Regions from separate parts of the Homo sapiens genome. Here region 1 is linked to region 2. The links are chromatin loops, found by intact Hi-C in ENCODE. Cell type or tissue: PC-9. All regions are shown on one strand. Each heading gives the region's core, and the rest is flanking DNA. Links, peaks and the distances in the headings are about the cores only.

Evidence for each region. A loop is a pair of places that touch in the nucleus more often than their neighbours do. Peaks named below come from ENCODE experiments on the same cell type or tissue, not always from the same donor. Only the 100,000 strongest peaks of a DNase experiment are listed, where the experiment ranks them.
Region 1: a loop joins it to region 2, with 19 times the contacts of the local background. A loop is called at or near these places in 12 of 110 quality-filtered maps.

Annotation. Positions count from the first base shown.
Region 1 is chr14:62,120,381-62,135,973 of GRCh38, forward strand. It overlaps LINC00644 (long intergenic non-protein coding RNA 644), which reads right to left. Exons shown (of 2, transcript NR_104063.1): 2 at 13,769-13,998. It also overlaps the pseudogene SERTAD4BP. Among named protein-coding and RNA genes, the nearest start is that of LINC00644, 12 kb to the right of the region's middle. In PC-9, for the core only: CTCF peaks have their summits at 6,673 (motif pointing left) and 6,872; a DNase peak (open chromatin) is centred at 6,691.
Region 2 is chr14:61,262,236-61,277,828 of GRCh38, forward strand. TMEM30B (transmembrane protein 30B) reads right to left here. Exons shown (of 1, transcript NM_001017970.3): 1 at 15,135-15,593. It also overlaps a transcript of PRKCH not described here. Among named protein-coding and RNA genes, the nearest start is that of TMEM30B, 11 kb to the right of the region's middle. RefSeq lists an enhancer at 7,676-8,175. In PC-9, for the core only: CTCF peaks have their summits at 7,535 (motif pointing right) and 7,735; a DNase peak (open chromatin) is centred at 7,536; H3K4me3 peaks cover 719 bases.

The sequences.
Region 1 (15,593 bases), core at 3,305-11,304, 860 kb after region 2:
CAGACAGAGATGTTGAAAACTTTTATCAAGAGGTTGAGGCCCTTACCTCCATACCTGGGCTCTCTACTGATGACTCATGTCAGCTGGCATCCCAACAATAACTCTAAAGCCAAGGAATAATCAGTTCAGATTGCTCTATTTGTCAAAGCAATATGCCTCAGAAACCTAGAAAAAGCTAAACTGCTAACTCTGAAGCAGAGGTAGGAGTACATTGACCAAAACCATTCAGCACTAAAACGAAGGAAGGATACCTTTGAGTTTTGGGAGAGGCCAATCCTTGTCGATTCTTTTTTCCTTTTTCTTTTTAAGTTGTTTATCTAAATAGTGTTAATACATTAATGTTTACTCTTTGTAATCTAACACCATTTTTTATATTTTCTTTTTTCCTAATTAAATTTATACAAATGGGCTAATTAACAGAGCCATCCAATTCACTGCAATAATTCTCAGCTGGGGGGAAGGGGTGGCGGAAGGATATTACTGAAAAGCACTAAGAGCTAACCAATGTTGTCCTCAATATTGTAATATAGCCTTATGTTTAGAAAACAAAAGAACGACAGAAAGTGAAGTGCAGCAAAAAGGCTTCTTGGTAGAAACACAAGAAACACAAGATCTGAACATCAGTGGTGCTTAGAAGGACAGGAGGTACACGTTTGAGGCTGGGAAGTCTACTCTGCGTGTGTATTTCAGAGTACATATTGTTTTCAAAGTGCTTAGGAAAAGGGAGCATGAGTAAGGAACATGAAGAAAAGTTGGGAATATTGTAAAGAGAGACAAGACTCAAGAGCCTAGAACCTCAATTCTGCCTCCATGTGCTGCTCATTTTACTGCTTTATGGCTCATTTTCTCTCTATCTAATGTGGGATATAAGACTACAAGCTTAAGTAGATTGCTTGAGCATGAATGTAACACAATTTAATGAAGCAACTGTAGCTCTGTAAGAAAAACTTTTATGTTCACGGGTACCTGTGCAGGACTGTTACACGGGTGAATTGTATGCCACTGGGTTTGGTCTACAGATTATTTCACCACCCCCATAATAAGTGTAGTACCTGAGAGGTAGTTTTTGTATCCTCACCCTCCTCCCTCAAATAGGCCCCTGTGTCTGTTCTTTGCGTTCATGTGTACTCAGTGTAGCTCCCACTTATAGATGAGAAGATGCAGTATTTGGTTTTCTGTTCATGTGTTAGTTCTCTTAGGATAATGGCTTCCAGCTCCGTCTATGTTGATGCAAAGGACATGATTTCATTCTTTTTTTATGGCTGTGTAGTATGGCTGTGTGCTATTCCATGGAAGCACCTATATAGCTCTTTAGCGAAAAGGTACCCTGTGAATGAAAATTATTTCACCACTAGAGCAACTCCAGGTGAAACACAAATCAGATACCATATGAGTGAGGGCAGAGAGTCACCCAACTCCACGCGAATCCTCATGTGTTTTAAAGTGAGTAAAATTAATGATTAATTCAATCTTATGTTTTTTTACAACCCTTTTGGGATAGCAGAAGCAACGTTGGCGTGGATAGATGTTTTTGTTAATATACTCAAGCATGGAGTGGTGGTGGTAGTGATATCAAAGTGGAAGACAATGTGAGTGATATAGATCAGGTACTTTTAGAAAGGCTGCTATTATCCATAGGTTAGGGATTAAAACTCTTTTCTTTGAGTACCAGTCCTGGGTATCGAGGGAAGTTGTAGTATCTCTCTAGCATATCTCTAGGTATGGATTTCTTGGAACCCATATACTGCAATGTGCTTCCAAAAAAGCAATTTTCTTTCTAATTCATTTCTACTTTCCAAGGTAAAAGATGGGGTAAAAGGAAGCATCATTCCTCAGAATCAGGAATGCACTTCTAGGGGGTGGAAAATCAAAAAGTTTACCCAAGAAGCCTCCTGCACTTCGCCTCTAAATTTCTGTCATTAGCAGGGCCAGATCACGGCAGCAACTGGCTTTAGTGCAGCATCTAAGGAAACCTAATGGTGTTCTGTTTGGTTCAGAGACCATTACCATTGGAGCAGGATAGGCTTGTGGAACTGGTGGGGTTTTCTTTACTATTCCATGCCTGTGCTTGGGGTTATCCCAAGGGACATGGATGCAATCTAGTACCAGACAATGCTGCTGGTATCTTGAGAAACTCTTCTAAGTCATTGGCTCTCAGTATTCCTGGAAGTTCCTAAGAAAGTCTGCTCGAGCTGGAACTTGTTAGTAATTCTAAATTGCCAGTAAAGTCAATATTGTGCTTGGGGTGGATAAATCTGAAGAAACAGATTGCTCCATTGATTTGGAGATAAAACCTGACACTGAGTTCTGCTACCATAAAGGATATTATCCAGAAAGGTGATAGGCAAGGGGGTTATGAGAGAGAAGAAAGATGGCTGATGGAAAATTGTTAAACATCAACAGAGCCAAAGGTCTCCAGAAGGCACAGCATCATAGCCTTGAACTTTGCACCCATCTACCTTCTTGAATACACTCATGAATGCTTCATGCAGCCCATGCTTAGCACTAAAGAGAGGACCAATGTCCTAGGTATAATATAATGCTGCTGAGCAGGATATGTACTTATGATTTCAAAATGAAGTCACTGCAATAATAATACGTAACATTTACTGAGCAGGAAATATGAGCACATGTGACAGGCACTGAGTAACTGCTTTTTAAACATCATCTCTTCTAATTCCAGTAAAACTCAATGAGTTTGGTATTGTCCCCCCGTTTAACAGATAAAGAAAAGTTAGGCTCTTTGAGTTTAAATATCTTGGCCAAAGTCAGTAAGCAAATAAACTGTAGAGCTGGTATTTGAACTAGTGCCGTTGGACAGAACTAGAAGGTTATGCTGAAGTATTTCAAGCCATGCAGTGAGACTGCAGAATGTGGTTAGCAGGGACAGATGGGGTAACTCTTTCTAATCAACTGTGGTCATGGCCCTTAAGGAAATATCTCCAGTAGCTTTGTCACCAGCAAATCATTATTTAGCTAGATAGGGACAATTGCACTTTTAAAGGCTCATGCCAGGCTAACATGTTACAAAGAAAAATCAGTAAGACATTGTGAAGCTGAGGTGCCTGATTTATCTATAACACAAGTCAGTTGTTGATCTGAGATGGAACCCACCTTCTTTCTTGTCATTGATCAGCCTCCACCCCTTCTGTCTGTGGGTAGGATGCACACATCTAATAGGATGGTTTCAACTCTGTTTTTGGAATGTTTTGATTTAAATGTTGTGGGGGGAAAAATGAAAGCCAAACTAAAATTAGGATATATTGAACTGATCACTTCTTCACCATGTCTCCAGCTTTGAGTCTTGACAAAGAATGGATTGCTTTGACAGGAGTTGTTCTTTTTACTGTGGTCTGTTATCTCAAAGTGTTTGTAAATTAATTTGCTGATGATGTTTCCTTAATGTACTGTCTCCAGACCATGTACCAAATGAAATCACTTACACCGTAATAGGATTTCAGTTTTCTGGAGGCAGAAGCAGAGCAATGAGGAAGAGCATTTGAGCAATCATTTGTAATTACATTTTAAACATTTATTTAAAGAATTATATAAAAATTATATTGCTAGAACTCTAATGACAGGGATGGTCACTCTGTTCTGTAACTTTTAATTTGTTGGTTATTTATGTTTTATACTACCAAATACACTGAGCTTGGCACAGATATTTTATGGGCCCAGAGGATATAGCATTAGAAACAGCTTGAATATTCAAGCCATCATTAGCCATTTCACTTTCAGAGACAAATTTAGGCTCAGCCTAATTCAGTTTTGTAATTTACATACTGTTCTCAGAGCTCAGAACACTCAGAATGTGAAGACATAAAGTCATTTCATTTTTTTTCTTGTCTATTTCGTCATCTTTATTTGAATAATAGGCTGGGTTAAGTTTGGCCTTTTAGTTGCAGGAGAACTATAACCGATTTACACATGTTTACTGAATCATAACAACCAAACTTCTTTGGATAGTCAGATCAACTTTAATTAATTATCCAGATGATTACCTGTATGTTTCAAAAATAGTTTACACCTCCTTCACCCAAAATGCATGACCAGTGGCAATACACCAGAAATATTTGGAGTTGTTATAGAATCTGTACTACGTTTTTTCAACTTGATCATTTGCAATATCTTCTTGCAGTTTTTTTTAACTGTCTAATTACAATCTAGTATCTTTGGGAGGCAGGGTGGTGGAGTCTTTGAGTCAGAGCTAGGAGGCCAGGCTGGGCTCTGCTTCTATGTGGTAGATTTGTGACTAATGGCACAAATAAGGTCTACAATTTGATTGAGTGTTTACTATATGCTAGGCACAGTGCCAGTCACTTTCCATGAATTATTTCAATGATCTTATGAGCCAGTGTTATTTCTATCCTTACTTTACAAATGAGATTTCTAGAGAGTTTATGTAATTTGCTCAAAGTCACTCAAATAAGAAGCAGCAGAGCTGGAATTCAGACCACTTCCATCTGACTTCAAAACCCAAACTCATAGCCACGTGCCAGAATGTAAATTATTGAACTCGTCTGGGCTGTAGTTTTCTCATCTGGACACTGAGGAGGCTGAATCAGGTGATGGATACATAGTTATCAGCTCCGAATGTTTTGAGTTCTAATCCAGCCAAGCAAACAGATGTAGGAACTTATGTTTGCTATATATTTTAACCTAAAAGTGGCTAGAACCATCCTCCAAAATTGATACTGAAAACATTTTAAATAGCTAAACAGCTTTCAGGGAGATAATTGTCAAACTGATACCAGCTGTGAAGGCTTTTCAGCATTTTAACAACCCATGTGGGTATTTTTTAAGAGCAATAAACTAAATGGCTAAGTGTGTTGCCCACGGAGGAGCTGAGACTCAAATCTAGAACTCCTGGGAATTTTCTCTGTATTTTCAGGATCTGATACATTCAGTATATTAGGCTAATTGGTTGATGATAGCCAGACAGTCTTTATGAACCTTGGAATCATTTGATATGATTTTTTTGGTCTTGATCTGTCAAATAAAAATATCTTTCCTGGAGGTACACTTGGGATCCAGAACTATAAGTTTATTTGTCATTTGGTTCTCTAATCTGCCACCTGCCTTCCCTTGTATTACTCATTAAAAGATTCTTAATTGGTCATAAATGCTGTAGATATTGCATTACATTGGAAGATAAAATGAGCAGACATTTTAAAAAGATACATATAAGAAAGTCATGTTTGCTCATGATGAAGTTACTCATCTCATTTTCTAGCCTTTTCTCACTGTCACCTACACTATAGTAATTCATTAGAGCTTGTTAAAAAAATTAGAGACCTGCCCAGCTATCATGCTAATAATAGCCATTGATGCTTCTCAATGTGAACCCAGGAAAAGTGACTTCATTCTTCACTATTTAGTTAAAATGCAGTCTGGCTTTGTTCATGAGGCTAAAGCATCTAAGCCAGTGTAGGGAAGCAATAGCAACAACAACAACAATCAATCAAACCAATTGCCTGGCATTCTATTGATATGGCAATCAGCTGATTGACTGAATGTTCTGCTCTTAACTTGTTGCCATAGTGCTACTACTACACCTGCTGAATGCTGCAACCTAGAGGCTCTCAAAATGCAATCCCCAGACTGGCAGCATCAGCATCACCTGGAAATTTGTTAGAAATGCAAATTCACTGCTGCTAGCCCAGATCTACTGGATTAGAAACTCTGGGGGTGGGACCCAGCAATTTGATTTAACATACCCTCCAGATAATTCTGATGCTCACTAACATTTGAAAACTACCATTACATCAATTAGTGAAACAGTTTAAAAAAAAAGTACAAGTAATTGTCACACGGGATAACCCAAAGCTTCACCTAATTATTTGATTAAATCCTTAAAAAATATACCAAAGAAAATGCAGTTTACTAAAAAACAGCCCCTGAGAAACCTGGTTTCAGTGATGCTTTCTTTGTTCTCTCTACAATCAGCTTTGTTCTTCTTTCCTAAACTTTTGAAATCATTGAAAACTCTATATAAGCTGAGTTTGCTTACTGAATTCAGGGACTGTGTAGGTATAGTAGTAGCAACTATTGTCTTTGCTTCAGTTCACTTGTGAATTATCATGACATATTCATTTCTTTTAAGATCAGATACACCACTGTTTTAAAATTCTTCATTCCCTTAACAAAACATAACAACTATAACTTAAGGCTTTCTTGGGTTAATAATCCACAGTGATGTCAGTGGAAAACTGGAATGCTTGGGAATGATTTTGTAGCTTTTCTTACTGACTGAGGAAAATCATTTAGCTACAAAAAGTTGCGGGAAGCTTTTGTAGCTTAGATGCACTGAGTTGGAGGACAAACTAGAAAAAGCAAATTCTTGAACACATTTAAAATATTTAAGCTTAGAAAAATTTAAGATTTTAGAGGAAAACCATCAAATGTCTTGCTGTAGATTTATTTAACTAACACATACATTATTCATTCTTTTGTGAACTAAATGGTTTCAACACATAGAAATATTTGAGGATGTGTATTAAGGGTAAAATAAATTATGTTTAAATATGAAGTTTCTTTCTGGCCTGGTCCCCCGAGGTTGAATGAGAATTGAACTGGACTCAATTTGTTTTCTAAATTCATTCAGTGCTTTCTCTAGAAGCTGCTTGTCTTTAGCTTTCAAAGTAGATCTTGCCTCCTTTTTGTGATATGAGTGCCACCTAGAGTACACTCTGAGAACTCCCTTAAGCACTATCGTTAAACTAAACGATAACTGAAAATTGGCTTTTGGAACTCCGTCCTTCCTTAAGCAAGTAAGAACCTCAGTAGCAATCGTATTTTAAAGGAGAAAACAAAGGTCTTCACTTTCAGTATTATGACAAGGTCAAGTTTGCAAGTCAGAACGTTACCTAAATCTTTCATTTACTTAGAACACCATTAAACCATGTGTTAGGACGATGGCTACACCATAATCATATCATAGAGTGTTTTGTCTACAGATACACCATTATTTCTTTAAAGTGTAATTGGGCTGCCAACTATTTTATGCCAGTTTGATTAACCTAGTGACACTAAATGATCTCTCTGTATTAGGCAGTTTAACTAAAAGAATGATGAAAAATTTCTTTTCTCCTCCCATTACATTCCATTTCAAATTTGGGTGTGTTTTGACATTAAATGGCATGAAATAAAATAGTATATTGGTATTTGACTTCTGAGGGGCTGCATAAGGAAATAAACATGAGTATCCTATCTAGAACATCTGTTTTGGGTCTGAATGGTGGTATTTTCCTGCCTGCAGGCTTTTCAATCCAGGGCAGTTGTCACTGCTTCACCACGTTGAAGGGAGAATACCAATTTCCAGGATCACCAGTTTATTTTTATAGATAAAAGTTATATTATAAGATACTATTTGCCACAATAAAATCTAACCTTTCCCCAATTATTTTATTTGTTTAGCTTATCCAACAAAAGTATTAACATATACATTAACAACGTCGAAAGTAGCCTACTTTAAGAGAAAATATGCAGAAGAAGAAGATTTACATCAAGATTACCATGGGTATTTTCCAAAAGTAAGGGTTTACTTATTATTATTTGTTCATTTTCATGAATGTTGTCAACATAAAAAGCTGTAGTTTTTGTTTTTCTAAATATAGATTTAATGATCATGTTTGCTTTCCAGCACCTGATATTACCTGAGGACAGAACTTGCATTCTCAAACTTTCTCTGGAGAAGCTCAGGTTTCTTGAAGACCCAGAAACCTACTTAAGAAGGTCTGTGTTAATTAACAATTTGCTGAGGAAGATACATCTAGAGACGGAGAAAGAGAGCTATGAATACTTTAAAGAAGCTCCCTGTTATAAGACTGCATATTCTGATACAAGAAAACGGCTGAAGTTTATGGTACAGGAATGCTGTTCTCAGTCTCTCTATTATGAAGAGCTGCATTCGTATCATATTGTGCCTTATGCTTCGGAGAATGCCATTTATGAAATGGGCTACACTAGCAGCCACTTGGAGCAAAATTCTCAGTTGCTTATTTATAAAATGAATTAAAGTAACTGTTAAGTCCATTGATACTTTGTTTCTAAATGCTTGAACTGTTTATAGTGAAGATGTTAATATAAGGCACTCATTACCAGTGCACTTGATATCAAAGATGAGATGCATGCTGAACTGATTGGAGAGAGCAATGGTTATTACTCAGCAGTCCTTAGAATCATCAAATTGAATAGAAAATATGTTCACATATGATAAAGCGGTCAATTAGTGCTTTAGAAGCAAAGATTTTTTTTAAACATAAGATGTGTAGGAAGGGGCCTACGTTAAACAATTACACAGATGAAAAATTTTCTTTTATGCCTTGATTTCCAAATTCTGCCACTCTTACTGGAAAGTAATGAAAGTAACAGATTAAATTGATAATGCCATGTCCCTGAGGATGAAGGGTGGAACACATTTAATTTTCTGTAAATGATATGAGGAAGGGCTGGTTCTTTCTGAAGTGCTTTGACTTGTCAAGCATTGTGCCAAATAATTGACACCATTCTCCTTTTACCATTAGTAGCAATTCGAGATGGGGCAAAGACACTGCAACTAAACTGCTGAATGTAACAACCAGATTACTCCAAACTGATCCATTGTACTATTTTGCGGGGAGGGCTTAGACTTTTCTCTTTAAAAGTGAATTTTAACGAAATAGCCTTGCAGATGGGCTTATCTATAAGTTCTACAGGTTGGTTAAAATTTGTGGTGGGCCTTTAGTTAGCCGTTTACATTTTATTTGTTTTTTTTTATAGGCTGTGAAGCTCAGGAAAAGGGTAGGCAGGTAAAATTTGTTTTTAATGAGTTGATACTTTTTAGAAACCTTATCTGCAAAAATTAATGAGAACAACAAATTCCACATGATGTTATTTCTTCATCTAGCTAAGAGTACATTTAAGGCTGCCTGGATGAAACTTTGCACTGATTTTTGTATAATAGTTGATCATTCACTATTTGACAAATTGTTTCAGAATGCCTTTGGTGGTGAAGTTTAGATAAGTCCCTATGTTTTGCAATTTTACAGATAATTATTTAACAAGTTGGATAGATTCATGAAATTGTTTGAAGTGGTTCATACTGTTCTTTCAGGTTTGAGTGAGATGTCAGATTTCAGTGTCTGAAGTTTTGTCCTATGGAGCATATCATTTAAAGAATTGTCATTAACTGATAAAACAGATTGGAAAAACTAGGTGCCAAAGGTGTATTTAAGAAAATACCAAAGACTCAAAGATGAGTGTTAGGAAGACTATGATAATGAAGATAAGAATCTAAAGTAAGGATTGCATAGGACATAGAAGAACATTGTTAAAGGGGTTTGGAATGATTTGCTTACTAATGTACTTTCAGAACACTTTATACATAATAATGGTAATCAAGGGCACTGCTTTAAATGAAGATACTACAGACCTTTAGGAATCATATGCCTTGGAAAACAATCTATGTATGGTGACTTGTCAACAAAGTATCTTCCCTAGTTGGATGCCAACTTGTAACCAAGAAGACTTTCTTCTATTCAAGAGAAATTTGGTTTTAGTTTTGATTTAATACTTGGTCCCTCTAATTAATCACTGGGGTGATTAACATGAATTCTGTTGGTATAAAGAGTATTGGTTCCCTAATTAGCCTGCATTGTTGAAGACCACATAGATGTATTACTGATAAGACTATGAGGCTCATGTTTAATTACTCAATCAAAATTAGGAAGAAATGCTTTGGAAGAAACTAAAAAATTACAATTTAGGTTAATTTTTAAAGGCAATTTAGTATACATGATGAGCTAGCTTTGAAATACAGATTTAAATGTTTAAAAATTAATTTGAGGGCAAGATTTGGTACCAAAGTTTCAAAAATTTTATTTCACTGCTTATAAAATACTTTATCAGAACACTTATTTTAAAAAATAACATCTTATTTGAAAAACTCCAAATTTGATGGGATAGTTACACCATCATACAATTTTAAAGGTAGAATTAGCTTTCTAATACTTTAAAATATTTTCTGAAATGAACATTTCACTTGGTTTAGGACCGTGTCTGTAAGTAAAAGACACCAATGCTAATAGATATGACTTACAAAAATGCCACATATCGAAATTGATTGAGGATTGAAATATATATACTTTGGCATTGAGAAGAGAGGAAGAGAAAAAAATAAAAAAAGTGTGACATTGTAATATTTATTGTATTTAATAAATCTTGAAGAAAGAACTCTTGAGCAATGAACCAGTGACAGATATAAAAGCCTGTTTTATTTGATGACATCATTAACTGAGTTTTCTCATCTATACATTCATACATCGAGAAGGAACTGTCTTAAAAACCAGTGTTTCTTTTTTTTTTTAAGTTCTAGCGTACATGTGCAGAATGTGCAGGTTTGTTATATAGGTATACACGTGCCATGGTGGTTTGCTGCACCCATCAACCTGTCATCTACATTAGGTATTTCTCCTAATGCTATCCCTCCCCAGTGATATTTGTTAATATGCTTTTTTAAAAAAGTGTCTGCCTTGAAACTGGTAATTAAAAAATATCTCCTAGGGCATTTAATTATTTTTCCCAATAAACAACTCATAGATAACGGGTTGACTAATGTTATCTTTATTTAGAAAATTTGTATGTAAACTGTGTAAACTTGTCTGAGTTAACCAATAGACTACCGGGGTTTTAGCATGGTAAACTGATATACAGGGAGACCCAAATACAGGCTTGCTTTGCTGACTACCCAGCGTGCTTTATTACAGGAGATGCAAAAGGTGGAAGACCAGTTACACCTTTTTTTTTTTTTTTTTAAAACCTGGACATCCTTTCTCTGGTGACAAGAGCCATCCTTATGGTAAGGAAGGTGAGATAGAAAATGGAGAACCTTTGGTAATGTTGATCTTTCTTGTGGGTGTCCACCTAGCCTAAAAGCCAAGTGAAGAAGAACATAAAAAAGCAGAAGAGGAAAAATGAAGAAAAGAGGAAAAAGAGGGTGGGGCCAGAGAAATAAAGAGTAGGATTAGTAAGTGAAAGAAAAAGTTGCTTTGTTGTGTGGGGGGGGTGTTCTTGCTTGCTATACTCAATTTTGCTTTCCCGTGTCTGCTGTACACAAAACACCTGATCTCTGCAATGTATTGCTCCTTTCTTTCATTCACCTGTGATGCATAAGACTAGATTATTTTCGGCATATCTACTGTTTGCAAAGTGTTACTACTGAAAAATATCCCTGAAACTGAGCTCTTTGGGTGGATAAGCAAAGGAAAAATAGAAAATAATTAAGGTAAGGGAAAGGCTAAAGGATAAGCCTGTGTATAAATGGGAAATGGATAAGCTCAAATGCATTATCTGGTTTCAATGTAACACCCAAGATTTAACAAACTCAGTGCTAGAAGACTTGAAAATAAGTGTAATTTACCACCATCTATTGAGCAGCTATTATGAGCCAGGCACTGTGCTAGGGCTGGGGATACATAAGTGAATAATGCACAGTCCCAGAACTCAGATTATTTGGTTTTGTTTTACCAAATCCAAATGCAGTACCTGCATTTCTCTTTTCCAAACTGAGATGGCTATCAAACATGTCTTTCAGAAAGTGTTTGCAGGTGAGAAGATGCGCAAGGTGAAGGAAAGTTTTCCTGACCCAGATCTTAGAAGGAAAGGAGAGGATACATTTTGCTTTGTGGCATATTTATTGTGGGCAAAAAGCTACTATTGCCTAAGGGAAGTACGGCTGACCTTAGCCCATCCCTGGGGCATATCTTGTGCGTGTGGTGGGGAGACAAATCAGGTAGGGAACAATTCCTTCTCGCCTTACCTCTCTAGCTTCCATGTTCTTTTATGGAACAAATCAGATTAATACTAATGTTAAGGAGAGCTTTAAAGGAGAAAGAGAATCAATAAATCACAGCCTGAAAGTTGTGTATGTTGTGTGCAAGCTCAGAGGGGCAGTCTTCTTCAATTTGCCTTGTGCTGGTGAATTGCTTGAATGAACTTCGGTATTTCTTAACACCAGGTACTGGAGCCCACCTTCTTTCTCTCCCTCTGGTTTCCTCTTTAAATCACAGCCTGACCCCAGTCTTTATAGTCCATTGTAAGTGGAAGTTATAGCTCTATTCTTCACCCACACCTTGCTCCCTATCATTGATACTTAGAAGAAAGTAACAATTTGCAGTACTGGCTGAACTCCTTTGGGAAAGTTTCTGGAGTGTATCAAATAAGAATTCATCATAGTAACATGGTCGTTACTGGCTGAACAAAATTCTTTTTGAGACTATTGTACTTAGTCATTAAATAATTGTTTACTAAGGCAATTTTCATGTTTCTGGAATTCAGTGTAATAGTTAACAGCTGTATATGTCTCACAAAAGAAACTACTTAGGTTGGAAACAATGGAAGGTTGTGTATAATTAATTCAATCAGGTCATGAATATTTATGTAACATATGGCATTTTAATTTATATGTTCCCATTCTCATACTTCATTACTATACAGCAGCAACAAGATAAATTTCAGGTTTTTTGTTTTTTTATTAAGTGGGCCATGTCTAAAAGTTGTCACATTCCTGGTTGAATATTATGGACAAAATTTCCCCATTAAAGTAGTTTTGTCTTTCTCAAGGATTATCCTTTAGGGTTGGGTGGATTAAAAACATTACATTAGTGCTTCTTGAGCATACAAGTCACTAGGGATCTTGTGAAAATACAGATTCCTTTTAGTAGGTTTGGGATGAGGAATGAAGGTCTTCATCTCTCAAATCTCCCAGGTGATGTGGATGCTGCCAGTCCATCGACCACACTTTGAGTTGGGAGATTCTACATCTTTTGAGAAATATCCACACTGAAGCCTATACTCTTAAACTTTCAAAGACTCTGTGTTCATGTCTGTGTTCTGCAAGAATTTTTTCTTTTAAGAAATAAACTGCATAAAGTAAAATCAGAAAACCATAACACTGGTTTTCCAAATTTGCCACAAATACTGTAATACTCTGTAGAGTAAAATGCAAAGATTATTCCTGTTACAAGTTTTCTCTGTATCAAGTGCAGGAAAGGAACATGGGTAGAGTCATGTACCATTCTTATCAGTCAGGAGATGACACGTGGTAAATTTCTCTTCTTGATTTTCCTCTTGATTATACTCACATAAGGGAGCTCCATTTGGTAACAAAGATGAAATTCTGTTCACAGTTAACAAGAATTTAGCAACTTCTTGCTTGGCAAAATCTGAGACAACCTTACAAAAACATCCTACATTAAATTCAGAATTTTGGGTAGCTGCATAAGCTGAAGATTATGGAAAACCTGAGCTGAAAATGGCACCTGGATCTGTAACTTCTTGTCTTGAACTCTTTTTTGAGCTTTATTCTGTGAGAGATCTTCCCCTACAGTGATTTTTTCTGTTTCTCCTCAGTCGCTGGGGTCTCAGTAAGGGGTGGAGGATTGGTGTAAATGAGACAGTCACATAAATTGTCTAATTTGAGCATGCCAAGTGATTTTTGTCAGCCTCTTTTGGTCATAAAATTTTGGTATAGCTATTGTGAAATATAGTGTCATAAATTTGTCATAAGCCATTAATGAAGGAAGAGAAGCAGAAATTTATTTCTGTGGGAATGCACTCAAATATCAAGCAGATGGTGTTCTACAACATTTATTTGGGAAAATGTGTATCTGTTACATAATCTGAAATATGTCTTTTTCACATTTAAAAATATTTGGGTCATGATTTAGAGTTTTTATTGGATTGTTTTTTAAACTGAGAGGAAGAAGAAAGGTAATTGTATTTTAAAACATTTGACATGTTACTAATAAAATTTTATTTCTGGTGAAATATAGGTGCCTTTGTTAAGTAGGGGAGGTGGGATCATGAACATCTGGCAGCTGCTGCATGTCCCTTTTTTCCAGAGGCATCGTTTTAAAGTCAAATGCTTATTTTCTTTCAGCAGTTTGTTTTCAGCACAGTTTGCTTAAGGATTTAGAAGATATTCCCAGTCTCCTGGCACAGTTTCTTCACTGAGTGACCCTGAAATGGTTTTAAGATAGTGCAAGTCATTAAAAAGACACAACAGAACTGACTCCATTTAGGCATTATTTAAACATAACAACTATAAATCTCAGGGTGAAAGATAGCTCCTCTACCCAGTGAACAGCAGTGGGTGTGTGCATCATTCTCCATGATTCCTTAGGTGAACTGGGCATTAGATGAACTTGGATTCATTGGGTGAACTGGGCATTAGATGAACTTGGATTCATTAGGTGAACTGGCATGCACCAGAGACATAGCGTCCCTCTTTTTCTAGCAGGAGCTAGTGTTTGTTATCAGCTTTGCAAACTGATGATCGTAGGGGCCCCTACAAAACGCTGACTCATGTGGGGCATCAGTGCCCATGTAGGTGTTTCAAAGCAAATAACCTTTTTCTGTGTATATCCAGCGTTTTAGTCTGTTCTCTCACTGCTAATAAAGACATACCTGAGACTGGGTAATTTATAAAGGAAAGAAGTTTAGTGGACTCACAGTTTCACATGGCTGGGGAGGCTTCACAATCATGGCAGAAGGCAAATGGGGAGCAAAGTCATGTCTTACATGGCAGCAGGCAAGAGAGCTTGTGCAGGGGAACTCTTATTTACAAAACCATCAGATAGCATGAGATTTATTCACTACCATAAGAACAGTATGGGGGAAACCTCCCCCCCCTCCCCGATTCCATCATCTTCACCTGGCCCTATGCTTGACATGTGGGGATTATTACAATTCAAGGTGAGTTTTGGGTGGAAACGTGGCCAAGCCATTCTACCCCTGGCCCTTCCCAAATCTCACGTCCTCACATTGCAAAACCAATCATGCCTTCCCAACAGTCCCCCAAAGTTTTAACTCATTTCAGCATTATCTTGAAAGTCTACAGTCAAAAGTCTCCCCCGAGACAAGGCAAGTCTCTTCTGCCTATAAGTCTGTAAAATCACAAGCAAGTTAGGTACTTCCTAATACAGTGGGGATATGGGTATTGGGTAAATACAGCCATTCCAAATAGGATAAATTGGCCAAAACGAAGGGGCTACAGGCCCCATGCAAGTCCAAAATCCAGCAGGGCTGTCAAATCTTAAGGGTCCAAAATGATCTCCTTTGACTCCATGTCTCACATCCAGGTCATGCTGATGCAAGAGGTAGGTTCCCATGGTCTTGGGCAGCTCCACCCCTGTGGCTTTGCAGGGTACAGCCTCCCTCTCAGCTGTTTTCATGGGCTGCCATTGAGTGTCTGTGGCTTTTGCAGGCACACGGTGTAAGCTATTGGTGGATCTATTATTCTGGGTTCTGGAGGACAGTGGCCTTCTTCTCACAGCTCCACTAGGCAGTGCCCCAGTGGGAACTCTGTTTGGGGGATCCAACCCCACATTTCCCTTCTTGACTGCCCTAGCAGAGGTTCTCCATGAGGGCCCCGCCCCTGCAGATTTCTTTCTGGACATCCAGGAGTTGCCACATCTCCTCTGAAATCTAGGCAGAGGTTACCAAACCTCAATTGTTGACTTCTGTGCACCCACAGGCTCAACACCGTGTGGAAACCACCAATGCTTGGGGCTTGCACCCTCTGAAGCAATGGCCTGTGCTCTACATTGGCCCTT
Region 2 (15,593 bases), core at 3,666-11,665:
TATTCAGAGCAGCATTACTCATAATAGCTCCAAACTGGAAACAGCCCAGACGTCCATTCATAGTAGAAAGGAAGGATAATCAAGTTGCATATTCATACAACAAAACACTACTCAGCAATAAAAAGGAATGAACTACAGATACACAGTATGATAGAGAATCTCAAAAGCATTGCGGGGATCAAAAGAAGCTGGATATAAAAGAATACAAGCAGTATGATTCATTTATATGAAGTCTACAAATGGGCAAAATTAATCTATAGTGAGAGATGTCAGAAGTCAGAAAGAAGTCACCTTTGGCAAAGGGATAATTGAGTGGGAAGGGGCACAAAGAAACTTTTTGGGATGATGGGAATAGTCTATATCTTGTTTTGAATCATGGTTACGTTTGTGAATACAGCGGACAAAATGCATGGAGCTGAACACCTAAGATCTGTACATGGCATTGTATGTAAATCATGTCTCAAGGTTTTTAAAAATTGAAAAGTGAAGGATTTTTCTAAACCCAGATGATGCAACAGAAAAAAAAAATGAGGAAATCAAAAAATAGGGAAAATGGGGGGAAGTGGATGATGCCGGGGAAAGCCAAATTAATTAAGGATAAGGATACATATGAATGTATGTAGAAATACCCAGCCATTTACCTAAGATTTTCTCGAGTGCTTACTAAGGGCCTGATACTGTGCTAATCACTTTAATATACATTATCTCATTTAGTCTTCTTTTTCTTTGACCCTCCAGTACACAGAATTGGATTAATCATATTCCTTGGTTCATGACATATTCTCATCATTGGTCCATTTGTAGCTAGTTTGCTAGTTTTATTTAGTTGACTACTTATTTTTATTCATTATATGTGTTCACGAGCCTGCCGCTCCATCACAAACTAGCACCTTGACTATAACCAGTTATCTCCCTATTTGATCCTCTCTCCCTCCCATTCTCCCTTATTCCCTCTCATTCAAAGCAGTCATCACCCTGGACCTTGTGTTTATCATTCTTTTTCTTTTTTGCACATGATTCTACTGCTGCTGTATGAACTCATAAACATATAGACTTCAATGTTATTTAGCTTTACCTTTATGAAAAAATGTGCTATACATAATCTTTGGAGATTTATTTTTTCCTTTAATATTATATTGCTAAGATTCATTTATGTTATTGTGTGTTTGTGTATCATTTAATCTTTACTACAACCTTGTAAAATTGGTATTACTATCCACATTTATGGAAGATAAAGTTGAGGCTCAGAGAAGTTGATTAATATGCCTAAGGACACACAGCTAGGAAGGGGCAGAGGCAAGATTCAAAGCTGAATCTCTTAACCAATATACTACACTGCCTTCTCAATTCTATTGCCAATTATCTATAGCCATATCTCTATCTATACCTATTTGTATCCATATCCATTGCTGTACATATTTATATATAAGCATAAATGTCTCCAGGTAGTGGAATACAAAATAATCAGCCAAGTTCATCTAATAATTTATGGGTTGTTATACCCCGATAGAGAAATACAAACACAAGCCCATAACTTCAAGGGTCAAGTCCTCTAAAATTTAGAATATACGAGCAGGTAATGTCTAAGGAAAAGCATCTGAAGTCAGAGTATTGTGTGTGTGTGTGTGTGTGTGTGTGTGTGTGTGTGTGTGTGTGTGTGTATGTGTGTGTACGCACGTGCATGTGCAGTTTCTGGAAAGTGTCTAAGAACAACATCCTTATTTTATTTAATCTCATATGCCAAAAGGGCAAATACATGGGCATTGTTTAACTGAGTCCTTGCTCTGCACCTTATAACTGTATACCAGAGGCCGTGGAAACTGGATCGCCCTCTCAGGATGCCATTATAGCCAAGCAGAATCTCATTAAAAATCAATTCCTCGGGTCCATAAAGCCAGTTTATTTTATCTTCCTGGAGTGCCTGCTGCTAGCAGTTACACAGTTTCATTGTGTGGCAGTCTTGTCTGTTAAGAACATTGCACAAAACGGCTATTTAAAGATTTTCCATTTTTATGTTAAACTTTATAATTTTACAGTAGTTTAAGTTTACAGGGTTTGCTTTTCAAGCTTAGGGTATCTTGTTACATGGGTTGGAAGTAGCATTGCCAGTCCTAAGGTTCCACTAATTAAATATTTGCCTTTATAAACTAGATGTTGTCCAATGTGAGTGTGCAGATTTAATTGGGCAGCAGAGCTCCAGATCTAAGAAAGCCTGATTTGGCCACTTTCAGCAATTTCTCATTCACTGCTGCTTTTTGATTGTTGAATTGTGCCTAGGGCCTTCACTAGTAGTAACACAAAAATCAGCTAGGGAATTTGCTCTTTGTAGTAATCCTAATTCAACTCTCTCTAAATATCTTACAAATCAATATTAGCCAAATTTTATAAATGGGGAGTTGAAAGCACATAGAGATTTAGTGACCTGTACAGGTCACCCTGAATGAGCAACACAGGCAGAAGAAATTGGAGAGGCTACTCTGGCCCCATCTGGAATCTTTTAACTCTTTTGACCCCCTTCAGTGGGCTTCAGGGCTCGCTGATTTCAAAGATCAGTGACCTTTTTGGGATAGTGCTTGGCAGTGAAACAGAGAGGCTTGAATTCCTTAGATTTTGGCTACTGTGGTCCATGACGCAGTTTGAGTTTGTTTTTTAGAAGAGTCCGTGCTGTTAGTGAGGAGAGTAAGGAGGGATGGGGAATGGTGTGTTGGGCTGGGATTGAAGTAGGAAGATGTTTAAGATCACTAGAGCCACCCAGTGTTCCTTCCCTACCACGTGTTGAGGACTAGCATAAGCATGTCATTACAATTTTTTTTAAAGGTTAGAAGTTGACATTGGAAGGAACCAAATCCAAAACAATCCTCAACATAACCTTTTTCAAATTCTCAGTGGAAAATAACAGGGTTATCCTCTGTTATGAACCCTTGCAATTTTGACAATTGCATTTCTCCTCAAGAAACCATCCCAGGCGGGTGCGGTGGCTCATGTCTGTAATCCCAGCACTTTGGGAAGCCAAGGTGGGTGGATTGCTGGAACCCAGGAGTTCAAGACCAGCTTGGGCAACATACTGAAACCCTGTCTCTACAAAAAATACAAAAATTAGCAGGGCATGGAGGTGAGCAGCTGTAGTCCCAGTTACTTGGGAGGCTGTGGTGGGAGGATAGCTTGAGCCTGGGATGCGGAAGCTGCAGTGAGCCAAGATCGTGCCGTTGCACTCCAGCCTGCGTGACAGAGCATAACCTTGTCTCAAAAAACAAAAACAAAAACCCTCACTTTACAGAGGAGACACAGAACATTAAATAACTTTTCCAGGTCACATACTTAGGTATTGGCAGAAAATGGACCATCACCCAGGATCACCACCTCCCAAGCCAGTGCTTCTCTCTGTCACCCCTCTGCCACTAAGAGCACCTTTCATAAGCCCTACACCAAATCATCTTTGAATTTAGAGTCATTTTAGTCTGGGCTTGAAAACATAAAACTGCAATATTGCTACATTAGTGTACAGTGCTAATGTTTGCTTAGGGTGAGACTGGGCTAGGAGAATAAGATCTAGGGAGAGCTCCAAATAAGAGCCCCCAGCTGGGTGCAGTGGCTCATACCTGCAATCCCAGCACTCTGGAAGGATGAGGTAGGAGGATCACTAGAGGTGAGGAGTTCGAGACCAGTCTGGCCAACATAGCAAAACCCCATCTCTACTAAAAATAAAAAAATTAGCCAAGCGTGGTGGCATGCGCCTGTAATCCTAGCTACTCGGGAGGCTAAGGCAGGAGAATCACTTGAACCTGGGAGGCAGAAGTTGCAGTGAGCTGAGATCACCCCCAAGAATGTGAAAAGGGATTCTTTAAGAGGGAGAAAGAGTTTTAAAGACTACTGAAGCTTTTAGAAAAATCATAGGTCCTTGGCTGGACATGGTGGCTCATGCCTGTAATCTCAGCACTTTGGGAGGCTGAGGTGGGTGGATCACTTGAGGTCAGGGGTTCGACACTAGCCTGGCAGGCATGGTGAAACCCCGACTCTACTAAAAATACAAAAATTAGCTGGGTGTGATGGCATGCACCTGTAATTCCAGCTACTCGGGAGGCTGAGGTAGGAGAATCACTTGAACCTGGGAGGCAGAGGTTGCAGTGAGCTGAGATTGTGCCACTGAACTCCAGCCTGGGCAACAGAGCGAGACTCCATCTCCAAAAATAAATAAATAAATAAATACATAAATAAAAATTATAGGTCCAGAAAGTATGTAGTGATAAATAGCCCCTGAAGCTGCATAATAAGACCATTTTTAAAAGCAAGGAACTTCTGGGAGTGCATAAAAAGTAAAATGCATTGCAGGGAAACATAGGAAAATCATTCATGAGCCTCCGAATCAGTGGCTTGACTCAGCACTGAAACATGGATCTTGAGCAAAGACAGATGGAAACTTGTTTTACGAAGGACCAGGAGAGGAATTGTCTCACGAGAATATGTAACTAGAAATGGCTTTATATGCCTGGTTCATCTATATGCTGCTAATGCACTTATTTGTGTATATTTTATGCTAATAGAGGCCCTAAAACTGATATAAGAATCTGTGTATGCTAAAAAAAATTCTGATTCCCCGAGCTTTGCTGAAACGGCGCCTAGGGAGGGAGATGAGGTGATGGGGATGGGTGATGGGAAACAAGAAACACAGTTTTTGAAGGAAAAGCAAAAACTTCATTCCTTGGGTGGGATGGTAGAGGGTGGGGTTGAAGGGAGTCTTCAACCACGCCAAGTCTAAATAGACTGGGAGGCTTTTATTTGGAACTCTCCTTTGGCAACGTTTTATCACAGCATGTTTTCCATTCTTGGCGGAGAAAAGGACCTGGAGGCTATAGAACTGGCTCAGTCTTCACTCTGACAATACGTTCACAATAATGGAAGACATCTTTTCCCTATAACTTTGAAAAACATGAAAGCAGATATTGGCTCTGAGTATGTCTGATAGTCTAACTTTATTTCCTGTCAACAGAAATAACTATGATTTATATGTGGTCATCAACTTCGCATACTCACATACAATTCAGATTGAGAGAGTACAGCGAGATGTAATGCTCGGAGCCTTGATGTATGCCTATCTAGCAAAGCTTCCCGGTTCAAGGAGACCTCAGGGACTGAGAAAGACTCTTTAATATTCTCACTCTTCTGACACTCTAGCCCCAAGTGCATCCTTCCAGTGAGGTATATTACATGGGCTTCAGACGAACTACATGTAGGCTTTGATCTCTGAGCCCCTCAGCTACCCTTCTTGTGATCCTGAAGGTTGGTTGGACTGAATCCAATAATTATAGTGAGATGCTGAAGGCTGAGGAGCTGATTCATGTTGGCATCCGGCACACTGTTTTATTCTTTTAGTATTCGTTTACATCAGAGGAGTGAGAGCATTTTAAAAATTCCATTTTCTTCTCAGAATGGATTGATAGTGCAGGCAGTGGAAATTGAGTGAATACACCTTTTCAGTTAATGCCATCTTATGTCATCTGGTTTTGAATTCAAAAGCATTTTTTCCACTGTCTTGTTGTTATGCTGTATAATTTATTGAATTTAAGATGTCGAGAATCATAAGATGCACCATTACGTTATGTACCACTAAGAAAAAAAATGCTGCCAATTAAAATATCACCTAACAATTTTTTACATTTTTTGCACTTTATCCTTATTAAAAGGGTGCTTTTATATTTGTTTAGATAGATTTTTCTTACGTATCATGCTTCTGCTGATATGAAAAGAAAAATATATTTAAAATAAACTAAGCTTTATTTTTGCTAAGATTTTCCTAAAATTCCTTCATGTTCAGAGTCCAACTCTTCGGAATCCCTTAAAGACAGAATCTTCAATGTCTATGTTATTGTACACAATGCAGTGTTTTGCCCCAAATATGACAGTACTGCACAATGACAGCTACATCCTGACCATTACCTGGCTGACAGTGAGTCTGTCTAAGTGCCAGCAATTGTAACATGCCATGGATTGTGAGAAGCCAAGACTTTGATATACATCCTGATTTTAGAAATGTTAAAATGTGGGGGGAAGTGCAGCTTAGAATGGAAGAAATATTTGTTTTGGTATTGAAGAATGGTACCAGCTTCACTTACACACAATTTTAAAATAGTTTACAAAAATTTATATTTCTGGCCGGGTGCGATGGCTCACACCTGTAATCCCAGCACTTTGGGGGGCTGAGGCAGGTGGATCACCTGAGATCAGGAGTTCGAGACCAGCCTGGCCAACTTGGTAAAACCCCGGCTCTACTAAAAACACAAAAGAATTAGGTGGGCATGGTGGTCCATGCCTGTAGTCCCAGCTACTTGGGAGACTGAGGCAGAAGAATCACTTGAACCCGGGAGGCGGAGGTTACAGAGAGCCGAGATCGTACCATTGCACTCCAACCTGGGTGACAGGGCAAGACGCTGCCCCCTGCCAAAAAATATATATATATTTCTTAGGTTCAATATCAACCTCAAAAAGTAGGCAAAGTTTAAATCATTCCCACCTAAAGCTTTTTGCTTTGATTGAATGACTGTTCCAGTACAAGCAATTCAAAGCAATTCATAGAATGCTAACTGGGCATACTTAATTTTGCTTCTGGAAAGACTCTGGAGGCTTTCTGCTCCAGAAAGAAGTGACTATTGTAAGTGTATCAGTCAGTCCATTAAGCTGTGAGTCAGTTTCATACAGTTCCTGGGAAAGGCATCTGCCAATATTTATTGGTCTTCCACTTAAAAAGAAAAATATAGTTTCAAATATAAAAAGACATATTCTTCCTATTTGGCAAAGACATTTGGTGAAAAGAAAAAAAGTGGCAGTCTTTTCCATTTTTTGTGCCTATGCTTATGACAAAGTAAATGACGTGTACTTTTCCAAAGTTAGAGCCAAAAATTTTTTCTTTATGACATAGTTGTAAAACTAACATATTTGTGAAAAAGTTTTTTTAGAGAAAAAAGAAATTTGTAGTAACCACTAGAATCATATTGCAGAAAATATTATTTGAATAAAAATTAATGATAAATTTTTTGATCACTTAATCATAATGTATAGAAAGTCACAAAATTGTCATAAAATTTATAAACATCCAAACTTTATTTACTCCCAGGAATTTTAATTAATTAATTAATTTTTATTTAAGTTTTAAGTTCAGGGGTACACGTGCAGGTTTGTTACATAGGTAAACTCACGTTATGGGGTTTGTTGTACAGATTATTTCATCACCCAATTATTAAGCCTAGTATCCATTGGCTATTTTTCCTGATCCTCTCCCTCCTCCCAACCTCCACCCTCTCATGGGCCCCAGGGTGCGTTGTTCCCCTCTATGCGTCCATGTGTTCTCATCCTTTAGCTTTCACTTATAAGTGAGAACATGCGGTATTTGGTTTTCTGAGGAGCTTTAATTTCTATAGCTACTATTTACATGCACATACACAATCCCCTAAGAGCAGATTTTTTTTGCTGTCGTTTGCATTAGACCCAAAGGTAATTAAATGCTGGTGATTCTGTCTATGTCCAGCGGAGGGCAGCAGTGCACATCTTTAGAACGGGATTCTCATTACAGATTGGACCGACAATCAACCTGAGAAATTGTACGCTGCGTTCCGTGTCGCTGCAGTCAGGCTCCGGCCACAGGTCCCGTCAGGGGCAGCGAGGCCACGGCGAGGTGACTTCAGGGGGCCAGGTGGCAGAGTTGAATCCTTTTCTCAGTTCTGTAGAACGACCTTCCCCAGTCCCCGGGTGTACAGCGCAGGAAAAATGCAAGACTCTATGACATGCAAAGGGGCTGGCACTGAGCCCACTGCTTGGCTGCTGAGTTTACCTTTGGTAGTAAATTTGAGGAAATGTGGCTAAAATGCTACTTATTCCCTTCCCAAGATTTCTGTCTTAGGGTTAATTTCTACTTAGATTGCATGGCCTCCCGCTTTCTGCTCTGATGAAAGACACTGAGGTTGGGCATGGTGGCTCACACCTGTAATCCCAGCACTTAGGGAGGCCAAGGCAGGAGGATCACTTGAGGCCAGGGGTTCGAGACCAGCTTGGCCAACATAATGAGACCCCTGTCTCCACAAACATTTTTTAAAAAGAAAAAAGACAATGAGGAGATGTCATGGCTTTGGTGCTATGAGTCTGTAATACAAAAGCCATCTCTCCACGCTAGCAGTGGCCAGGATTTTTCCTCCCTCATACAGTGTCTATACTCACCAAAATTCCAAGGGGACTTACCTGCAGGGGCTCCTGTGTTCTTTTGAACTTTCCACTAAAATGGAGTGCACTGGGCAGTAGTCCACCTAATGTCATTTTTGTTTTTCAACTTAAAGAAAACACATTTAAAAATTATCCAAATTTCTTAATGAGGTCGCAAATGCTTAGGAATGAATTATTCTAACCTTGTGCATTACTTGAGTCTATAGAAGCACTGGATGCAACACAGAAAAAAGTAGACTCTAAAGGTATCATGATGCAATGGCTCACACCTGTAATCCCAGCACGTAGTGAGACTGAGGAGGGAGGACTGCATAAACCCAGGAGTTGGAGGCCAGTGAGGCCCACATAGCAAGACCCTGTCTCTACAAAAAAATTTAAAAATTAGCTGGGTGTGATGGCATGTGCCTGTAGTTCATGCTAGTCAGGAGGCTGAGGTGGGAGGATCACTTGGGCCCAGGAGGTCAAGGCTGCCGTGAGCTGTGATTGCATCACCGCACTGCAGCCTGGGTGGCAGAGCAAGTCCCTGTCTCAAAAAACAAAAGCACAAACAAGTAAAGGTGTCATGAAAGTTTAAGTCTTAGACTCCCTGGCAACCTTTTCATCAGCGCAGAGTAAATTCTCCAGACTGTTATTATCAGTGCTGAAGAGTGTATACAATGTGTGCACAACTTAAGGAATAATAGCAAGATGGACACTAGTGTACCCACCTCCCACAGTATTACTAGTACTTTGATACACTGTTTGCCCTCCCTGCCGCCATTCACCCCCTCTCTCCCAGGGATAACCACTCTCCTAAATTGTTATCTTTTCTGTGTTTTTCATTATAGTATGAATTTCTCTCTATTCTGTTCCATTGGTCTACTTGCCTACCCTACACTAAAATCACCCTGTCCAAGTCACTGAAGCTTTCCAGTGAAGTCTTCAGTTCTGGTAGGTCAAGTGAAATCCCCCTCCACCTTCTCACGCCTTCAACTCCAGTTCTTTTTCAGGGCTGTCTTGACTATTCTTGTTCCTTCACAGATTTAGTCTTAACATTCATGATTAATCATTATTTGCATAAAAACTAAAAGAAAATTAGAGGATGAGAAGTTGACTCCTTTAGCGAGCCTCTCAGTCGGCCAACCTGGTTTGAATTCTGGCTCTCTATACTGCCTGTGCTGCCTTAGACTAGTTATTTAACCTCTCTGAACCTGGCTTCCTCATCTGTGAAATGCAGTTAATATTAGCACCTACTTCATAGGATTGTTGTGAGGAGTACAATGTGATAGGCAAAGCACTCAGAACATTGCCTGGAAAGTGCTCAACAAATGGCAGCTATTTGTTTTGTCACTGCTGACTTTGAATAGCCAGGGAGCTTCTGAAGTCACACTGCCCTCAGCTGGAAACCTGGCTGTCCCCAACCAGCTGCATAACACTGGACCACTTTCTTTCTCTCTTCAAACCTCTGTTTCTGAATTTGCATAATGGGGATAATATTAGGGTTGTTTAAAGATGACATGGGGCCGGGCGCGGTGGCTCACGCCTGTAATCCCAGCACTTTGGGAGGCCGAGGCGGGCGGATCACGAGGTCAGGAGATCGAGACCATCCTGGTTAACACGGTGAAACCCCGTCTCTACTAAAAAAAATACAAAATATTAGCCGGGCGTGGTGGCGGGCGCCTGTAGTCCCAGCTACTCGGGAGGCTGAGGCAGGAGAATGGCGTGAACCCGGGGGGCGGAGCTTGCAGTGAGCTGAGATTGCGCCACTGCACTCTGGCCTGGGCAAAACAGCGAGACTCGGTCTCCAAAAAAAAAAGATGACATGAGAAAAACCAAGGGAAATCACTTAGTGTGATGTCTGGTAAGTTGTATGTGCTCAACAGGATTTTAAGTAGATTTCTTTTTCTTTTCTTTTTTCTTTCTTTTTTTTTTTTTTTTTTTTTTTTTTTGAGACAGAGTCTTGGTTTGTTAACCAGGCTAGCATGCAGTGGCACGGTCTAGGCTCACTGCCATCTCCACCTCTCAGGTTCAAGCGATTCTCCTGCCTCAGCCTCCTGAGTAGCTGGGACTACAGGCACACGCCACCACGGCCGGCTAGGTTTTGTATTTTTAGTAGAGACGGGGTTTCACCATGTCGGCCAGGCTGGTCTCTATATCTCCTGACCTCAGGTGATCCACCTGCCTCGGCCTCCCAAAGTGCTGGGATTACAGGCGTGAGCCACCACGCCTGGCCCATAGATTTAATTTTTGAAGTGAATTGCATCTTAAGGCTAAAAATGGTCTGTACCCTTGCTTCTGAGTATCTACAAAAACACTTGCCTGGGAGTCATTGGAAAAGAATGCTGGCAGTAACAAAAAGTTTATAAAATCACCTCTTGTGATCTTGCAACTTTTCTTTGCTTTCAACTATCAGAGGTGCAGGGAGGAGAAAGTGTTCCTTACTCAGGGCGGGACTCTCTTTCCTGGGTCCCTCCTCTGGTTCCACAGCCTGCTTTACTGGCTGAGGGCAGACAATGCAAAGCCATGTCTTAACTTGATTTCCAGAATCAGAGGAAAGTTTAACATAACAAAATTTTATAGCTCCTGCCCAGTAACATATATTACTTTAAAAAAATAAAAATACCTTTCCCTTATCATGCATTATTCTTTTACATGTACATTTTTCCTGATGTATTGAAGTAATATTCCACGGTTTCCTATGAGTTGGAGGTTTTATGGCCCTTCTGTGGCAGATCAGACTAAACATAATTCATTCATAGCTACTTAGTGCTCAGGGAAATAAACCCCTGAACTTAAATAACTATGGTGTGACCTCTGTAAAATATTATTTATGGCTTTAAAACTACTATTATGTAGATATCAAGATGTGCCAAATGTTATAAACCAAACACCAGCCAGCAAATGGGACAACTACTACTCCATTTATTTTTTTCTTTCCTTCCTGGATACTTCTCTGCAAATACTACTTCTGTTTAAATGGATTCTGGGGTAATTACCAGGCAGGGGAAAGCAATGTTTATTTACATTTTATTATAGAATATTACAGTAAGTAAAAAATTCTCTTTCATAAAGAAGCACCACAAAAATGTGAACATTCATTAACATACTGGAGTTTAATAGGAAATACATTGATTACTTTTGAGCATAAAGTAACTACCCTCACTATCAATGAACTAATGTAACCCATCTGCTATTCATTTTTGCAAATTAGTTTATGGAGGAAAACCTGATTGTACGTTTAAGTTATCCAGATGGGATACGCTGAGCATTTCCATGCTGTTAAGAATATACGTGCATTCTCAGCTGTCTTTAAGATCTTCAGTGTTTAGAGTGCCATCTCTGCATCTTACATTATTAGATGCATCTCTGCATCCAATAATTTCCTGAATTATTTCCTATGCATTCAACTATCTTGTAGGAAACAAAATGTTCACTGGTAAGAAAGTAATGGAGTCATTGGTTTCCTAGTTGTCATTCAGCTAATGTTTGAGGACCCATCATGTGCTGGTTATGGTACTTGGCACTGGCAATAAAGATGAATGAGAAAAAAATTCTCACCTCTTGTAGGACTAGCAGCCTGAATATGGAGATAGATAAATGAATAATCAGCTTCTAGGCACATAGCAAATGCTCCGAGAAAGAAATGGAATAAGTACTAAGAGAGGATGAGGGTTAAGGATAGGGCATGGGAGAGGCAAAGAAGACTTGCAAAGAACTTCACAGAGGTGAAAACACAGAGTAAAGTCTTAAGGAAGAATGAATGAGTAAATTCTGGTGGTCAGGTGGAGGAGCAAGACCAGCATGAGCAAAGACACGGAGGTTAGGGCCTCTTTAAATCATTCAATATGGCTGGAATTTGGTGGGGTGTTGGAGGAAAAGTGGATGAAGATTTAGAACGAGGCCAACCATGAAGGTGTGTATGTCCTGCTGAGTTTACTTTCTCCTGTAGGCTGTGGGTAGACAGGAGTGATTTTGCATTGAGGGGTAACATGATAAGACTTGTGTTTTATGTAGCTCATTGTGGCTGTGATGTGGAGAATAAACTGGAGCCCAATTAGGAGGCTTCTCCAACTTTCAGATGAGAAGTAGCAAAGCCCTGGGCCAGGGCAGTGATAAAGAGAGAATTGACTGAAAGTGCATTTGGGATATAGAAGCAACAGGATCTGATAACTAGGTTGATTCTAAGAGGAAACAGAAAGGGAGAAATCAGGGAGGCAATTCAGGGCTCCTTGAGGGGATAGAGGAGTCATTTTCAGCATCTGATGCTATTCTTGGAAGGATGGGTTTGGAGAAGTGGCCAATGAAGTTAGTATGGCCCATACAGAAGTTACAGTACCTATAGGGAGGGCATTTAGACGTGTTCAAGAGGTTTTTGGAAATGTGAGTTTGGAGAGAAGTTAGGGTTGGAGACACAGATTATGCCACTTATATATATGATGTTCAGTAATGTTTTTAAAGATACATGAAAGTGAATATATGAGCTAATTGGCTCATCTAAGTAAAACTTAAGACCACAATTCAGTTGTTGGCAAACTACATTGAAATAACAGATAAGTCTTCATCCTTCAAGACCTGTAGGAAAAAATGAAAAGAATAGAAGCTGTTTTACATGCTGTCACTTAGCATGAATAGGAAATGTTTCCTTTCCCATTTTGGATTCTTTAACAAAAATTGGAAATGTCTTTTACTTATTAAAATCATAACAAGTATTAATCAAGCCTTCCTTTGAAAATACTCATGGTCCATTCCAATGATTGTCATTGCCTCATCCAGAAGTTATGCTTTCTTTTCTTTTAGAACATCACCTACTTTTATAGAGTTCTGTACAAAACTGAGCAAAATATAAAGGAATATATTTCTACCTCATTGGTCTTGATGACTTTCTAACACCTCATGCATTTTGATGGATAAGATTAATGCGACCATATAGTGTCAAGCACCTTGGACTTTCAGAACAAAGCCCTTTTAGAAGAACAAAGTATCATTATTAATGACACATCATTTACAGCTTTCATCGGTAATGTAAGGCTTCAGCCACTATAATGGGAACTTAGTTAAGAGCTCAATGTAGAGGGCAAGGCTATTAGCTAAGGTTCTTGACAGTAATACCTTTTGCTCCTAAGGAAAAAGACAAATCGCACTTAAATTGATCAAAAAGACAAGCCAAGGGGTTCAGAAAGAGGTGAGCCACCATTCGCTTACTAAATTTCTCAAAGCCCTTGTCATCAATGAGTCCTGGTGGTGAGCCATGCCCTCATCATGGGTTTCCTTTGCTGCCAATCCCCTGCCTTCTAGGTATCCTGCTCCTCCAGAAAAATGCCTCATGCTTCAGACCTCATCTTTCCCTTTATTCTCCTCTCCTGTCTCCCTACAACCCCCAAAGTTTCTTGGGTTTCATTGCCACAGGATTTTTCTCTGTCCTACATGAACTCGGACAGCAAAGTACATTAAATAAAGGAATGCTGGTTTGCTCCGGTAACCTAATTGACATGAGTACCGCTAATGACGGCAATCTTAATGCAAGGTGGCAAAGCAGTGGGGACGCATTTTTTCCTGAATATGCGTTGTCAGTGTATTCAGTGTATTGTTGTATTACTAACAATCAAGTAAATAATGGAGGATGCCTGTGTACATAGCATCAACACTATTAGAAAAATTGGCAAATTCCTGACGAACTGCTGCTCTTATGTAAGAATCTCTTTGGGACCTTAATGTACTTCAGGTTCATGAAGACCTTCTTAACGACTCTTTTGCAACTACTCTGTTTTGGTTGGAGGAGACTTAAGAGACATTTTCCTGGGGAAAAAAAAATTAAAGTTAATTTTTTTAAAAAGAATGCCATCTAAAATCAGCCAGCTCTGTTTTAGGTAGAGAGAAAAAATCTGGAACACAAAGAAATGTCCAATAAAAATAACAGAAGAGGGACTTTTTTTTTTTTTCTTTTTGTTTTTAAGACAGAGTCTCACTCTGTCACCCAGGCTGAAGTGCAGTGGCATGATCTCGGCTTACTGCAACCTCTGCCTCCCAGGTTCAAGCAATTCTCCTGCCTCACCCTCCTGAGTAGCTGTCACTACAGGCGCCCACCACCACACCTGGCTGATTTTTGTATTTTTATTAGAGGCGGGGTTTCACCATGTTGGCCAGGCTGGTCTCGAACTCCTGACCTCAAATGATCCATCCACCTCGGCCTCCCAAAGTGCTGGGATTACAGGCATGAGCCACCGCACCTGGCCGGGAATTTACTTTTTGATTACGTGTATGCCCTTGGACTTCTTATATCCAAGGAACTAGTTGATGACCTTGCAGCTCTACCAGCAACTTAGAGAGTTACTCAAGATTGTTGAGATCTCCTATGACAGGAAGACGGCAACAGACTTAAAGTAAGGTAGAAAGGGTTTTGATTATATATTATGAAGTGATATTTGCTCTAAAGGAAATTCCAGACTATTAGTCTGTCTCTGAATCTTAATAATTACATAGGCCGGGTTTGGTGGCTCACACCTGTAATCCCAGCACTTTGGGAGGCCAAGGCGGGCAGATCATTTGAGGTCAGAAGGTCAAGACCAGCCTGACCAACTTGGTGAAACCCCATCTCTACTAAAAGTATATAAAAATTAGCTGGGCGTGGTGGTGTGCACCTGTAATCTCAGCTACTTGGGAGGCTGAGACACGAGAATCTCTTGAACCCAGGAAGCGGAGGTTGCAGTGAGCCGAGGTTGCAGTGAGCCAAGTTCACATCACAGCACTCCGGCCTGGGCAACACAGTGAGACTCTGTCTCAAAAAAAATAATAATAACAATAATTTTATAGTGAGCAAATTGGTTAGTTGATTTGATTGTGGAGATACCTGGAAAATCTTTGTCATATTATTGTTTTAATTTTTTTTAACCATCTGAGAAAATACAGTGACATATTATTGTTTTAGGAGCTCTCACCAACTACTTTACTTTCTCTTTTATGCTTTTATTTTACAAAGTTAGGTCAAAGCTCATTTCCAGTCCAATTGTTGAGGTTCACTCTTTTCTATCTCACTTCCTGAAGATACTTCTAGCTAGTGAACATTTACTGGGCAACAAGGGAATTCAGGCCAACAAGAACCTGGAAGCCTGAGACACCAGACAAAATGTTACAGCACAGGGATCATTGCAGGAAAACGTTTCCCATTTCAGTTTTAAAGTTTCTGCTGCTTTGAAGTCCAAAATATCCAATAAATAATTGCAATTTATAATTGAAGTAAAATGCAGAAGACTACTACAAAAATTTTTAAATTGACATTTATTAAATTCAAACAGTATTTGAGGACTATCTAGTTTATATACATGTTGAGGTTGATAAAGTATTGAGGACTATCTAGTTTATATACACGTTGAGGTTGATAAAGTTCAAATTCTGTTTTAGGAAGTTAA